Regions from separate parts of the Homo sapiens genome. Here region 1 is linked to region 2. Evidence: read pairs that join two places in POLR2A ChIA-PET (ENCODE). Cell type or tissue: OCI-LY7. All regions are shown on one strand.

Region 1 (8,000 bases), 110 kb before region 2:
GAATGCAGAGTGACTACTAATGTGTGTAGGATTTTCATTGGGGGAATGGAAAATGTTCTAAAATTGATTGTGGTGATGGTTGTACAACTCTGTAAATATGCTAAAAACCATTGAAATGTACATTTTATTTTTTTTCATTTAGTTCCTAGAGAAAATTGCATATTTTAAAAGGGTGAATTATATGGTATGTGACATAAAGCTTTTTTTAAAAAGTACTGTCAGGAAACTCTGAATACAGAATGGAGATAATTAGCTCTGAGCCTCACGGTACGGTGATCTGGATGGGCTGTTTGTTGGGCTCCCCTGATGTTACCATCTTCAGGTTTTCCCTTGGGTACATTCACCAGCAAAGAGTCTTTCACTCTTCTTCGGATGGTGGGGTTCTATCTGACTATGTTTTGGTACTCGGGAGAAGAAACATGGGAACCTTTGCACTCTACCTTCTGTAGACATAGTGCCTTATCTGTGATATGTTTCCCCCTCATCCACGCTGGATACTGCCAGGCCAAAGACACTCTTACTTTTTTTTTATGGGGAATGCTAAAGATTTACAAAAGTAGGGAGGGCAATACAGTGAATTCCCATGTACCCATCATTCAGGTTCACTAGTTTTCACTTGATGGATATTTTAGTTTGCTTTGTATCCCGCAATCCCCTTCCTCAGATTATTTCAAGCAAATGCTGGATATTTCTGTTTTGTGCTCCCCAGAGACAGGCCTTTGGAGTTTTGTTAATGAGGAGGGGGAATCTAGGTATCTAACTCCTTGAGTAGCCTTCTCTCTTGTGTTCTTTATTCTAGCATCCTATACGCCTGCTCTAGGAGTACAAGGTACTGTCAGTTCCTGTGTTTTTTAAGGATTCTGTGGTTTAAATCAGCTGAATTCCACATTTTCTGAGTATGCTAAGTCAATTACTACTTGTTCATCTGCTTCCCAAGCTTCCAAAATTTGACACCATTGTCTTATCTTCTCTGTACTTATAAGGTTTTTTTTAATAAAAATAAAGCACTTTACTGAATTTTTGTGGGGTTTTTGGAATAAGTGAAATTAGATGCAGTAGTTCAGTGTGACACCTTCTCCAGATTGGCTGCTCTTTTTTTTCTTTTCAATCTTGCCCTATCCTATTGTTAGTCCATTTTTGCATTACTACAAAGAAATACTTGAAGCTGGGAAAATTATAAAGAAAGGAAATCTAACTGGCTCACAGTTTTACAGGCTTTACAGGAAGCATGGTGCTGGCCTCTGCTTCTGGTGAGACCTCAGAAAGCTTACAGTCATGACAGAAGGTGACCGGGAGCCAGAATGTTACATGTGAGAGTGGAAACAAGAGAGAGTGAGGACAGAGGTGCCGTACTCTTAACCAGATCTCACATGAACTACCGGAGCCAGAATTCACTCATCACCAAGGGGATGGTGCTAACCATTCATGATGGATCTATCCCATGATCCAAACACCTCACACTAGGCCACACCTCCAACACTGAGAATTACATTTCAACATGAGATTTGAAGGGGACAGATATCCAAATCATATCACGTATCCTATTCTACTCAGCCCTATGGCCTTATTTTTTTTTATGTATGTGTGTATGTGTATCTATATCTATGTCTTTTTTTTGAGACAGGGTCTTGCTGTGTAGCCTAGGTGGGAGTGCAGTGGCATGATCAGAGGTCACTGTGGCCTCAACCTCCCAGGCTCAAGTGATCCTCCCATCTCAGTCTCCCTTGTAGCTAGGGCTATAGGTACACACCACCACATCTGGCTAATTTTTTAATTTTCTTGAAGAGATGGGGGTCTCACTATGTTTCCTAGGCTGGTCTCAAACTCCTGGGCTCAAGCAATCCTCCCACCTTGGCTTCCCAAAGTGCTGGGATTATAGATGTGAGTCACCATGCCTGGCCTTGTATCTATATCTATATCATCTATCTATATCTGTTTATCTATACCTATGTATATATTTTATTTGCCTGGAAAACTCCTTTTCAATTTTTTAAGAACAAAGAGGAGTTTTTCCTTATTTTAACATGCTTCTCTTTTGACCTTAAGCCCAGGCAAAGGTAAGGAGTCCCAGCTTCTGTGTACTCCCCTCTTATTATAGAAGTGTTTGCTTGCACTTTGCTGCATTACAGTTTATTTACCTATCTGTCCTGGCTTGTGAAGTAACAGCTATACGTTATTTTTCTTTGTATCATGAGCACAGTGCCTCACTCCCAGTAAACATGTTAACTCTCAGACTGGATAATTCAGCATTGTAATTTCAGGAGTGGGGATGAGCTGCAGTGCCCCTTTCCTTCTTGTCTTTTACAAGCACAACTGTTTGGTAAATATAAAGGAGCAAAACATGCCCTGAGGGCTTGTTGTTATGCAATGTTGTTCCCTTTGCTTTCAAGTCTGGTGTTTTTTACACAGTCAGCAGGTTGCAGAGGGAGTGAGGGCAGCTATAACAGTGTAAACATCCTAACAAAGAATGAATGGACTCAGTCAGAGATGTGTTGTTTCCTTCGTTTGATTAAAAGGCTTATGGTCTACACTGTGCTTCACAATGAGAAACTTCTTAGTTCTGCAGCATCTTCCATTGCTTTTTCTCTTCTGATAAAATGTCAGGAGAATTTTAAAAAATTGCTGATTTTGTTGTTAAAAAATCAGATATGAAGGTATTATCAATGTGAAGTCCTGGTAAAATGCAAATGGATAGCTTTGAAAGGGTAACATTTAACCTGTTGTTTCTTAAAGTGTGTTCTCCAAGTTGCTATACATCTTCCTCCAGGGGAAAAGAAATAGGGAACTTACTAGCGTTCAAACAAACTTGGGATGCTCGGTTAAACGGAGTTAAATAGGGTTTCCTACTTCAAGACACCTCAGATCTTGAAAGATGCTATAACTCTCTCCTCCAGGAGGAAAGAAATAGGGAATTAACTAGTAGTCAAACAAACTTGGGATGCTGAGTTCAACACAGTTAAGTAGGGTTCTTTACTTCACGCTTGTTACTGTGCATTGCAGATCTCCTAGAGGGGTACATCGTAGGCAGCATTTTCTAAATTTACTTTTCATCTGAGTAACAGTAGCATTTCAGTGTTGTGTTTTGTGGAACACACACAATTCTGGAAACAGCCTCTTAGCTTAAATCCATCCTTTGTGGTCTTGTTCAAATGCCACTTCCTCTAAGGCTTTTCTGTCTACCCCCAGAGATATACAATGTTTTCCTTCTTTGAATTGTACTGCCTTCACTTGTCTAATTGTCTCCTCACCCTTCCCCTACCCTATAAGAGGTCATACATTTTTTGTACATGTTATATCACTTTCCACTGCATCAGGGACATTGCCTTCCATAAAACTGCTCAAGAAATGTTTGCAGTACTGCATTGGTTCCTTAGTTGAGTCATCCTAGAGTCCAGAGGGCACTGGCAGGGTGGGGAAGCCTGAGGCAGATCTGGAGTTTGAGACCCTCACTATTTTGGCATGTAGATGGGTGGGGAGCTTGCTCGCTGTGTCCTTGCTGGACACAGGGCCAGTGTAAGAAGTTGGTCCTGAAGGGCAGAATTGGAAAGCGAAAAACAAGAGATGCTGACCTTATAAATCAAATGTGCTGAAGGCCTATTGTATGCCTGTGGTAAGCTTTGAATACTTAAACTTAACGCTAACCTTTCAAGTTGGTGATATTCTTCTGATTCTCTAGATGAGAAAATGGGGCATCAGAAAGGCAAAGCAGAAGTAAGTACTGGGGCTGCAAAGATGAATAAAATCCAGTCCTTCCCCAAGAGGCCCCGGGATATGGAGTAGATAGTCTTATAAGTAAATAATTGTGAGCAGTGGGGTAACTGCACGGATTAAACTCTGTCGAGGTATTGTGGGAGAACCAAATAGGAGACTCTGACCTCTGTATGGGAGATGGGAGGGAAGGCATGGCAGGTGGTGAATCCAAGAAAGCTTTCAGAAGGAGAGTGATGCCTGAGCAAGGTGGAATAAGAATGCATGGGCTGAAGCATGGAGGTGAGACGTATCACGGGGAATTCACTGTTACTGGGCTATAAAATGTGAGTTTGGTGAGAATTGAGGCTGGCAAAATTGAGAGGATATTATAAACAGATTGAAGAGTTCTGGACTTGATTTTGAAATGGGAAGCCATTGTAGGGTTTTCAGTAGAAGAGCAATGAGCCAGCACGTGTTTTGGATATGTATTAGCCAAGGTGGAAGTGAATCTGAGCTGGGTAGGACCTGAGGCAGGGCCATCAGCTGGGGCTCTCAGCACTGGTGCAGGGGAGATAGGATGAAGTCTGACCCACGGCAGTAGCACGAGTAGAAGAGAGGAGGAGACTGGTTTGATAAATATTCAGCAGGTAAATCAGCAAGACAGGAGCAGACAAGAGTCAAGTACAACCCTCAGGCTTTGTGCTTGTGCATGCCTCTTCTTCCCTTAACCAACATTTCAAGTCTGCCCTTATCTGAGCGCTGACCTTAAGCAAATCCTATGTGAAATGTAGGTTTATGAACAATTAATTAGGAGACAGTGTTTTATGGGGAGATTGTGACATGAGATTTCTTTAAATACTATTGCTTTCAGAGCATTTATATGTTGTGTATCTCAGAATTCTTATTTTTCTAACTTCAGGAACAAATCTATTGGGTAAAGCAGTGGTTCCCAAGCTAGATTATCACCAGAATCAACTGAGAATATTTTCCCCCAACTATTAGAAAAATTTTAATCATACTGAGAATTTGAAAGAGTAACAAATTGAACACCCAAATACCCACCAACTAAATTAAACAATTGTTAACATTTTGTCTTATTTCTCATGTTTGTGTGTATGTGTATATATACATATATATATATACACATACATACATATGCATATATACATATATGCTGGACCATTTGAAAGTTGCAAATGTTATAACACTTCACCTGAAACTCTCATTTCAGCATGTGTATTCTAAGAATAAAGACATTTGATACAACATAAAATTGTATCTAAAACAAAAAACAAAATGATCATCTGATATCAGGCCATGTTCATATTTCCCCAGTTGTGACCAGGGGGTATTTTTACTTCATTATTATTATTTTTTAAATTGCCCATTACTAATGAAAGAAACATTTTGTAGTATTCTAGATTTCACTTCTGATTCTGGTCAGTTATTCTTTTTTTTATTTAAAAGTTGTCTTTATTTTAAAATTATAAAATAAAGGATACTTATTTAAAAATTCAAGCAATGCAAAAATATCTAATAAAAATACTAAAGTAAAAATTGGAAGACCTTTCTCCATTATTGGAAGTTAATGGAACAGACTTTCTTAATCAGAATATCTAGGGAAGGGATCTAGCAGTTTTATTTTTAAGAAGCTCTTTGGACCAAGTGCGGTGGCTCACACCTGTAATACCAACACTTTGGGAAGCTGAGGCAGGAGGATCACTTGAGGCCAGGAGTTCAAGACCAGCCTGGGCAATATAGTGAGACCATGTCTCCAGAAAAATTTAAAAATTAGCTGAGTGTGGTGGCATGTGCTTGTAGTCCCAGCTACAAGGGAGGCTGAGGTGGGACAATCACCTGAGCCTGGCAGGTCCAGGCTTCACTGGCCATGTGATCGTGCTACTGGATTCCAGCCTGAGCAACAGAGCAAGGCCCTGTTCCCTATCTCTCCCACCCCTTCACCCCCACCCCTAATAAGAAGAAGCTCTTTGGATGAGTTTAATGCAGTTCAACTGGTACCAGCATTTAGGAAACACTGGTCTATTGTCAGGCATACGTACAGCCGTGATTTTCACTTGTGATCAAACCAAGAAGTACTTAATTAAGTGCCTATGATGCATTGAGCTATGTTCTAGGAATGTGGATGATCTAATGAAATACATAAAATATATGATCTGTCTTCAAGAACATCTTGTTGGAGAGATAAAACTGACATTCACAAAGTCATTAGGAGGAAGGGAATTAATATTTATAGAGCACTTCCTATAGGCCAGGTACTGTGACAGATGCTTTACAAAAATATCTCATTTAAATCTCACAACAGCCCTTGAGGTAGTGACATGGGATCTTTGGGGCGTTGCTTTTCTGGCTGGAAACCTGTGGCCGGTGGCGCCTTTGCCCTAGTTTTGCTCAGGCCTTCTGGGCTTGTTCCGCCCACTCGGCCTGGCAGGCTGTGCTCAGCTCATGCTACCGGGCTGGATCCCATGCCTCCAAGGGAGACTGGAGTCAGGCGTGGAGCAGAGAGAGGTGTGTGAGTGAGCATGGAGTCTGGCCTCTGCACAGCCAGACATCCCAGCTGCTGCTGCCGGGCGGGCAGCTCAAGGTGCTTGCATGGGCGCTAGCTCTCTGTGAGGCTGCAGCTGGACCAGGTGCGCCGCAAGCAGCTTTCCCAGCTGGCACTGGGGAATGAGGTGGTGCCTGGAAGCTTGGAGGCACCAGGAACCACAGGGCCCAGAAGAGGGAGTCACAGCCCTGGATCAGGGAGCTCCCAGGTCTGGGCTTCCTGGAGGGCCACAGCTCGTCTCTCCTCTTCACTCATAACCTGGTGAGCAAGGGACATGTTTCAATCCTGTTTGTGTTACAGCAACTCTTTTAGCCTCACCATTCAGTGAGTCTCAAGTTCTTGTCCTATGACCAGGAAGAATGAGGTACACAGACAGGCGGAAGGGTAAGCAAGACAGAGAGGAGCTTTATTGAGCAATACAACAGCTCAGAGAAGACCCGCAGTGAGCAGCTCCTCTCCATGGCCAGGATGTCCTGATGAGTGTTTAACTCCTAGCGGAGAGGATAGCTCCTCTCCGCAGGCAGGTTGTCCCAACAAGTGTTCAGTTCTCAGCAGAGAGGGTAGCTCCTGCTATCAGCAGAGAAGGTAACTCCTCTCTGCAGCTGGTCATCCTGTCATCTGCAGCTCTTGGCAGAGAGGAAGTGGCTCCTCTCTGCGGGCAGGTCATCCCATTGTCTGCAGCTCTCAGCAGAGAGGAGGCCATAAAGTGAGTGGCTCCACTCTACAAGCAGGTTGTCCCATTGTCTGCAGCTCTCAGCAGAGAAGGTAGCTCCTCTCTACAACTGGTTGTCCCATCCTCCCTCTGTTCCGTGGTCTGACTGAGCCCAGGGCTTTTATGGGTCTTAGAGGGGAAGAAGTGCATGCAATTGGTCCATGGGTGGCCATGGGCAGGCTGAAAAAGGCACCACAAATCGCCACCCTGGTTTGTGGGACTCACAGCCCAGCTCCCAGGCTTCAGGCTCCCCTGGCCTGAAGGTGGGGTCTCAACAGGGACTCGCCCCCTTCTGTCCAGGAGCTTGTCTGCCTCCTGCCTCAGTTGTGGCAACAGGCATAACAGGCTGCTCGTGCCAATGGGCAAGTGCAGGCCAGCGCAGAGCCGCCCTCAGCCCCCACCTTGGCTTTTTCCCATGTTTGTTGGTGCCTAAAGTCCGGAGGGGGCTGAGGCAACAGAGTCCTAGCATGAGCACACCCAGCCAGGCTGTGACAGTGCCCGAGCTTGGCCCCAACCCTGCTCTGAGATTAGAGCAGGCATAAGGAGTGGGGGAGAGGCCAGGCAGTGGGAGCAGGCACCTCTGAGCCTGCACAGGCAAGCGGGGGCCTTCCTGGACCCCCAAGAGTACAGGGATACCTGGGTCTGCAGCCGTGGTTTGAGTGGCTGTAGCTGTGCCCGAGAGGGTGGGGCTTCTACCTGCTCCGTGGAGTGGGAGGCCTGGGTCTGCAGCCATGGTTTGTGTAGCTGCAGTGGCACCTGGGTAGCTCCCTCCCCAGTTCAGAAGGGGTGGAGCTCCTGCTTGTCCCTGGCTCTCGCCAGCTCCATGGAACATGCAGTCCTGGCCACGCCTTCCAGCTGTAGCCAGCATGATGGCAGTGGCTGCTCCAGACAGCTCACCACTGTCATCAGTAGGCAGTATTATTCACATTTTCTAGTTAGGGGAACTGAGTCTCAGGGAATGACTTGCCCAAAGTCATTCGGCCTGTAAGAGATGGAACAGAGCCATAATTTTAACCCAAATCTATCTGAATCATT
Region 2 (8,000 bases):
CCTTGAGCCATAGGAAATCTACAGTGTGCATTTGTATTTCCTCTCTCACACTTACAGACTTTACTTTTACCTTTTGGAGACCAGGATTATCCTAGAGAAGCACTTCTGACATGATGGATATATAAAACTTGAATTCTGGAGAGCAAGTACTGAGGCTAGAAGAAATTTTCGTCTTCTGTTCATGTGTTCACACCGTGGTCTGCAAAACAAAATAGCCATTGGGATGACTGGCAAATCTTTCATTGCAGTGCATATTCTTTTCTTAGGAAAACCACTTAACCTCTACTGCAAAGCTAATAGATGTCATTTGTTTCACTTTCAAAGTGAAGGTGGTATCAATGTATTGGAAAATTAATTCTTTTTCTCCTTAAAATATTAATAGGAAGAAAATCACATTTAAAACAGAGTAGTTTAAGAAAATTCTTGTATCCTGTTTCTTAATAAATGCTCTATCCCAGTAATTCAGGAAAGATGTCATTTAGCTTCTTCACACCTTTACAAGAAGATACACAACTTGTGTCTGCCATCAATACAAAGGAAACTACCGGTTGAGCATCTTGAATCTGAAAGTCCAAAACCCAAAATCTGAAATGTTTTGAGTGCCACCATGATGGCACAAATCAAAATTCCACACATAAGTACTTAACACAAACTTTGTTTCATGCACTAAATTATTAAAAGTATTGTGGCCGGGCGTGGTGGCTCATGCCTGTAATCCCAGCACTTTGGGAGGCCGAGGCAGGCGGATCACCTGAGGTAGGGAGTTTGAGACCAGCCTGGCCAACATGGTGAAACCCCATCTCCACTAAATACAAAAAGTAGCTGAGCATGGTGGGGGGTGCCTGTAATCCCAGCTACTCAGGAGGCTGCGGCAGGAGAATTGCTTGAACCTAGGATGCGGAGGTTGCAGTGAGCCGAGATTGCACCATGGCACTTCAGCCTGGGCAACAAGAGCAAAACTCCATCTAAAAAAGAAAAAAAAAAGTATTGTATAAAATTACCTTCAGACTATGTGTATAAGATGTATATAAAACATAAACAAATTTTATGTTTAGACTTGGGTCCCATTCCTGCATCTCATTAATTATGTGCAAATATTCAAAAATCCAAAATTCACAAGACTTCTGGACCCAAACATTTCAGATAAGGTATATTCAATGTGTACATGAACTTACATGAATCTTTTAAAGAACCTAAATTGGTGGAAATTGTTCTTTTTTAGCTGAAATATCACTTTATTAGATTTCAGTGTGCTCATTTGATACATCTTGAAGAGAAAAAAAAGACTTCAGATTTTGTAAACAGAAAAAGCAAAATGTTACATGTCAAATGATAGCTCAAAGTGTTTTAATATCCTTGTATAAAACACATCAGGAAGGCCAAGTGTGGTGGCTTATGTCTGTAATCTCAGCACTTTCAGAGACTGAGGTGGGGGGATTGCTTGAGCCCAGGAGTTCAAGACCAGCCTGGGAAACACAGGGAGACACTGTCTCTACAAAAATATAAGAGAATTAGCTGAGTGTGGTGGCACGTACCTGTAATACCAGCTGCTTGGGAGGCTAAGGCAGGAGGATCAAGGCCATAGTGAGCTATGATGATGCCATGGCACTCCAGCCTGGGTGACAGAGCAAGACCCTATCTCCAAATAAACAAAATCAGAGAAGTCAAATAATAAAATACAGACACACCTCATTTTATTATGCTTCACTTTATTATGCTTCACAGATATTACATTTTTTTTACAAATTGAAGGTTTATAGCAACCCTGTCTCAAGCAAGTCCACTTTTTCAGTGGCATGTGCTCACCTTCCATCTCACATTTTGGTAATTCTCACAATATTTCAAAAGTTTTCATTTTTATTATATCTGATGGTGACTTGTGATCAGTGATGTTTGATGTTACTATTGTAATTGTTTTGGGGTGCCACAAACTGTACCTATATAAGATGAATTTAATCTATAAATGTGTGTCTGACTGCCCCACCATCTCTCTCCCTCTTGTTGGGTCTCCCTATTCTGAGACACAACAATATTGAAATTAGGCCAGTTATTAACCCTACAATGACCTCTAGGTGTTCAGGTGAAAGGAAGAGTCACATATCTCTCACTTTAAAATAAAAGACAGAAACAAAAATTAAGGTTAGTGAGGAAAGCATGTTGATAGCCGAGACAGACCAAAAGTTAGGTTTCTTGTGCTAAATAGCCAAGTTGTGAATGTAAAGGAAATGTTATTGAAGGAAATTAAAAGTGCTACTCCAGTGAACACATAAGTAAGAATGTAAAACAGCCTTTTTGTTGATATGGAGAAAATTTTAGTGGTCTGGATAGAAGATCAAACGAGCCACAACATTCCCTTAAATCGAAGCCTAATCCAGAGTAATACCCTAATGCTCTTCAATTCTATGAAGGCTGAGAGAGTTGAGGAAGCTGCAGAAAAAAATGCTTGAAGCTAGCAGAGGCTGGTTCTTGAAGTTTAGGAAAAGAAGCCACCTCCAAAACATAAAACATAACTTGCTGCAAGGTAAAGCAGCAAGCGCTGATGTAGAAGCTGCAGAAAGTTATCCAAAAGATCTAGTTAAGATAAGTAGATCTTAACTAGTTGATGATGGTGGCTACACTAAACAACAGATTTTAAATGTAGACACAACAGACTTATATGGGAGGAAAATGACATCTAGGACTTTCATAGCTAGAGAAGTCAGTGCCTGGCTTCAAGGCTTCAAAGAACAGGCTAACTCTCTTGTTAGGGGTGAATGCAGCTGGTGTCTTGATACTGACACCAGTGCTCATTTGCCATTCCAAAAATCCTGTGGCCCTTAAGGATTATGCTGAATCTACTCTGCTTGTGCTCTAGAAATGGAAGAAGAAAGCCTGGATGACAGCACATCTGTTTATGGCATGATTTACTGAATATTTTAAGCCCACTGTTGAGACCTACTGCTCAGAAAAAAAGATTCCTTTCAACATATTAATGCTCATTGACAACGCACCTGGTCACCCAAGAGCTCTGATGAGATGCACAAGGAGATTGATATTGTTTTCATACCTGTTAACACATCCATTCTCTACTCATGGATCAATGAGTCACTTTGACTTTCAAGTCTTATTATTTCAGAAACACATTTCCTAAGGCCATAGCTGCCATAGATAATGCTTATTCTGATGGATCTGGGCAAAGTAAGTTGAAAATCTTCTGAAAAGGTTTCACCATGCTAGAAGCTAATAAGAACATTCATGATTTATGGGAGGAAGTCAAAATATCCACACTAATTGGAGTTTGGAAGAAGCTGATTCCAGTCCTCATGGATGACTTTGAGGGGTTCAAGCCTTCAGTGGAGGAAGTGACTGCAGATGTGGTGGAATAGCAAGAGATCTAGAATTAAAAAGTGGAGCCTGAAGATGTGACTCAATTGCTGCAATCTCATGATAAGGCATGAACTTATGACGAGTTGCTTTTTATGGATAAACAAAGAGAGTAGTTTCTTGATACGGAATCTACTCCTGGTGAGGATGCTGTGAACATTGTTGAAATTACAACAAAGAATTTAGAATATTCCATAAGCTTAGTTGATAAGCAGTGGCAGGGTTTGAGAAGATTGACTCCAATTCTGAAAGAAGTTCTACTGTGAGTAAAACGCTATCAAACAGCATTACATGGTACAGAAAAATCTTTTGTGAAAGGAATAATCAATGCAGCAAACTTCAATGTTGTCTTATTTTAAGAAATTGCCACTGCAACCCCAACCTTCAGCAACCACCACCCCAAGCAGTCAGCAACCATCAACACTGAGGCAAGACCCTCCACCACAAAAAATTATGACTCATTGAAGGCTCAGATGATCATTAACATTTTTTAATAATAAAGTGTTTTTTAATTAAGATGTATTTTTTAGACATAATGCTATTGCATACTTAGACTACAGTATAGTGTAAACATTTTATTAATATATGCACTGGGAAACCAAAAAATTTGTGTGACTTGCTTTACTGCAATATTTGCTTTATTGCAGTGGTCAGAAACACAACCCACAATATCTCCAAGGTATGCCTGTAGCAATGTTCTCCTCTTTATACTTTCTTTTTAAAAATTCAGCCTGGGCAACACGGTGAGACCTCATCTCTCCAAAAAACAAAAAAAATTAGTCAGGCGTGGTAGTATGAGCTTGTGGTCCCAGCTACTTGGGAGGCTGAGGTGGGAGGATCACCTGAGCCCAGGAGGTAAAGACTGAAGTGAGCTGTATTCATGGCACTGCACTCCAGCCTGGGTGAAAGAGTGAGACTTGTTCTCAAAAAAAAAAAAAAAAAAAAAAAAAAAGAGAGAGAGAGAGAAAAAATTAAAAGCTTGATCTGTGGCAGGGTGTGGTAGCTCACGCCTATAATCCCAGCACTTTGGGAGGCCGAGGTAGGCACATCATCTGAGGTCAAGAGTTTGAGATCAGTCTCACCAAAATGGTGAAACCCCATCTCTATCAAAAATATACAAAATTAGCCTGGTGTGCACCTGTAATCCCAGCTACTCAGGATACTGAGGCAGAATTGCTTGAACCTGGGAGGCGGAGGTTGCAGTGAGCCGAGATCATGCCACTGCACTCCAGCCTGGGCCACAGAGTGAAACTCTGTCTCAAAAAAAAAAAAAAAAAAAGGTTGGTTTGTTTACTAATTTTTTAAATGGATTAGCATAACATAAAACATATAACATAAAATACATGCCTTACAACAAAGGTCTTTGTAACTGTTTGAGATAAAGCTGTATTAAGAAACTTTCATTTTTAAACACATGGCAAAAACTTTCAATTCTGAAATGGGTGATGCTGTTTTTGACACTGGCATCAGCAAACTGACAAAGTGGAGGTCACTGGTTTTAAAATAATAAAATCTTTTCGGTATAGTACTCTAAAGATGATGACAAACATAGAAATGTGGTGACTATGGAAGGGAGATGTTAAAGTGATACTAATTCTGATAGTCAATCAAAATAACATTTCTATAAAAATAAAATCTTGCCACTCAAGGTAATAAGATGGAAATTTACAGATGAAAGATAAATAATTTAAATAAATCACTAATCTGTATTACTGAAGGGAGCACAGAAAAGAGAACGCTAATCCTAATTTTTTGCTATCCTTGTTGGGACTCTTATATATACATTAGTAAGGTTCTGCCAAAGCCGATTATGTATTCCTAGATTTGGTTGTCACCTTAGGCTACATGGCAATCTCAAAGGACATGGTAGGGTAGGTAATACAGGATACAAAGGAAAGGCAGAAAGAAGGGTCAAAGAAAATTGCCATTGTAAGTGCTAAAACCTCAAATTCCTTGCCATTGCAACTGTCAAAAGACAAAATTACAACAATTTTGTGAAAGATCTTAATTGGCTTTATTTATGATTCTGTCAGATGTGTTTGAATAAAAAAGCAACTCCATCTTGTCTAGAGGCTGGGTAAAATGAAGCTGAGACATACTGGGCTGAATTCCCAGACGGTTAAGGCATTCTAAGTCATAGGATAAGATATGAGGTCGGCACAAAATACAGGTTATAAAGGCCTCGCTGATAAAACAGGTTGCAGTAAAGAAGCCTGCTAAAACCCACCAAAACTAAGATGGTGATGAGAGTGACCTCTGGTTGTCCTCACTGCTACACTGCCACCAGCGCCATGACAGTTTACAAATGCCATGGCAACGTCAGGAAGTTACCCTATATGGTCTAAAAGGGGGAGGCACAAATAATCCACCCCTTGTTTAGCACATCATCAAGAAATAACCATAAAAATGGGCAGCCAGCAGCCCTCGGGGCTGTTCTATGTCTTTTATTCCTTTACTTCCCTAATAAACTTGCTCTCACTTTATGGACTTGCCCTGAATTCTTTCTTGTGCGAGATCAAAGAAGCCTCTCTGGGGGTCTGAATTGGGACTACTTTCCTGTAACAATTCTAGAATCGGGAAATACTTTATTCCATAAAATAGAGTAAGTGACCCAAGGGGCTGAGCAGAGAAGTTCAGTTTTACAGAAAGAGAAGGGCTAAAGAAAGTAGAAACAAAGAACAAAAAGCAGCTTGGTCATTTCAAAGTTACTTTCCTCCTAAAGTGGGAACAGAGGAACAGAAAAATACAGGAATAACTGGTTAACATAAGGCTACTTTTTGTTGTAAGCATCAAAGGCAGAGCGAAGTTCGTTGTTATGACAATTGAAACTGGCACATGTGGGAAATTTGGTTATTTCTCTCTTCTGAGTTCTAGGAAGGTCAGATAACAATGTAGTTTTGATTTGGTGAGGTGGAACTTTAAGTATAAATGACTCTATTTTGATTTTTAGTCTGGTCCACTGGGGCCTAGTGCAGGAGCTTAGTCCAAAACAAAGGCCTCCTATAACTTTTAGTTAACATAACAAATGATGTTATGTCAACAAAGGCATTGTCCTCCACATTCTAAAATCCAATTTAGTGTAGGGTTTAGTATGGAGGTACATCTACCTGTGAGTTAGGGGAGCTAAAAGAGCATAAAGCTCACTCCTGAACATGCTGTCTCTTACCTGCTTAAAATCCTGCTATTTAGAATGAAGCCTCAATATCTCACAATGGTCTGTGCAGCCCTGGGTCATGTAGATCTTGCCAATCCCTGACCTCACTTTGTACCACTCTCCTCCTCAATCACTGTATTTCAAGCCATGCTGGCCTTCTTTCTGCTCCTCAAGCACACCAAACGATTTCCCTTCTCAGGCTTTTGTGCTTACTATTCTCTTTGGCTACGATATTCTTCCCTTAGGTCTTGGAATAGTCGGTTCTTTATTGTCCTTCAATCTGTAACTCTAATGTTATCCCTTCAGAGAGCCCCACTTTAGCTCAAGTAGAATCCTCCTTCCTCTTAGTTTCTATGGCATCACCTGTTTTATCCTTCATGGTACTAACCCTGCTGGATAGTCATCCTATGTATGTCTTTGCTTACTTATTTTTGTTCATCTACCCATCACTAGCCTAAGTTTCATAAAGACGGGGACCTAGTCCACCCTGTTCTCTACTGTAACCCCAGTGCTTAGAACAGTGCTCAGTACACAGTAAGTTCACAATAAATATTTATTGAATGGGGCCAGGTGTGGTGGATCAGGCCTATAATCCCAGCACTTTGGGAGGCCAAGGTGGGAGGATTGCTTGAGCCCACCAGTTTGAGACCAGCATGGGCAACACAGCAAGAACTCATCTCTACAAATAATAAAAAATATTAGCTGGGCATGGTGGTGCATGCTTGTAGTTCCAGCTACTCAGGAGGCTGAGGTGGGAAGGTCACTTGAGTCTGGGAGATTGAGGCTGCAGTGCGCGGTATTGCGCCACTGCACTCCAGCCTGGGCAACAAAGACTAGTCTCAAAACAAAATTTATTGCATGAATGAAGAACTATAAGCAGAATTTTGCAATTCAAGAAAATTTTTACAACAGAGTAGGCAGACGCCATACGATAACCAGAATTTTCTTCCTATTTCATTTGAAGTTCCCCTAAAAAGTCTTTCTTTATTAACAAAGGGAATGGCTTTTCTTTTTTTCTACACCATATACTATTGTACCTCTGTAGTCCTACCATTTGTTTTGTCTATTGTAGTGTATTGTCTATTTGGTTTTATTCTCCCTAATGCCTATTCTCTTAACTTTCTTTTTGCTCTTTATGTGCTAGTAATTTATGCCAAGAGAAACAATCTGAGTTGTGTTCCTTGCTTCCCCACCCCCACAATATGTTTCACATTTCTATGCCTTTGCTTTTTTCCATTCTTCTCTCTAAAATGCTTTCATTCTCTTGGTAATGCTTATTATTCTTTAAGATCCTTCTTAGAAGTCTTCTTTTCTAGGACGTTTTCCCAGAAGTTAAATTACTCTTTAATTCATCACATGCCACATTATATTAAATTTATCTGTTCAATATGGCTTGTTTTTCCTGGACTCAAAGTAAGATCGTAGAAGGACTATCTGTTTATATCTTCAGTGCCAAGCTCAGAAATTGTCAATCTGAACTTCA

What was found. Peaks named below come from ENCODE experiments on the same cell type or tissue, not always from the same donor. Only the 100,000 strongest peaks of a DNase experiment are listed, where the experiment ranks them.
Region 1: POLR2A ChIA-PET joins it to region 2 with 10 read pairs; 7 of 35 experiments call an interaction of 5 or more read pairs at or near these places.

The regions. Positions count from the first base shown.
Region 1 is chr11:83,019,808-83,027,807 of GRCh38, reverse strand. All of the region lies in intron 1 of RAB30 (RAB30, member RAS oncogene family), which reads left to right. Among named protein-coding and RNA genes, the nearest start is that of SNORA70E, 18 kb to the left of the region's middle. In OCI-LY7, no CTCF peak of the experiment used is centred here; a DNase peak (open chromatin) is centred at 4,217; H3K27ac peaks cover 1,451 bases.
Region 2 is chr11:82,906,922-82,914,921 of GRCh38, reverse strand. DDIAS (DNA damage induced apoptosis suppressor) reads right to left here. Exons shown (of 6, transcript NM_145018.4): 2 at 1,536-1,635; 3 at 71-199. The coding sequence starts at 183. Among named protein-coding and RNA genes, the nearest start is that of DDIAS, 9.2 kb to the right of the region's middle. In OCI-LY7, no CTCF peak of the experiment used is centred here; no DNase peak of the experiment used is centred here; H3K4me3 peaks cover 330 bases; H3K27ac peaks cover 1,533 bases.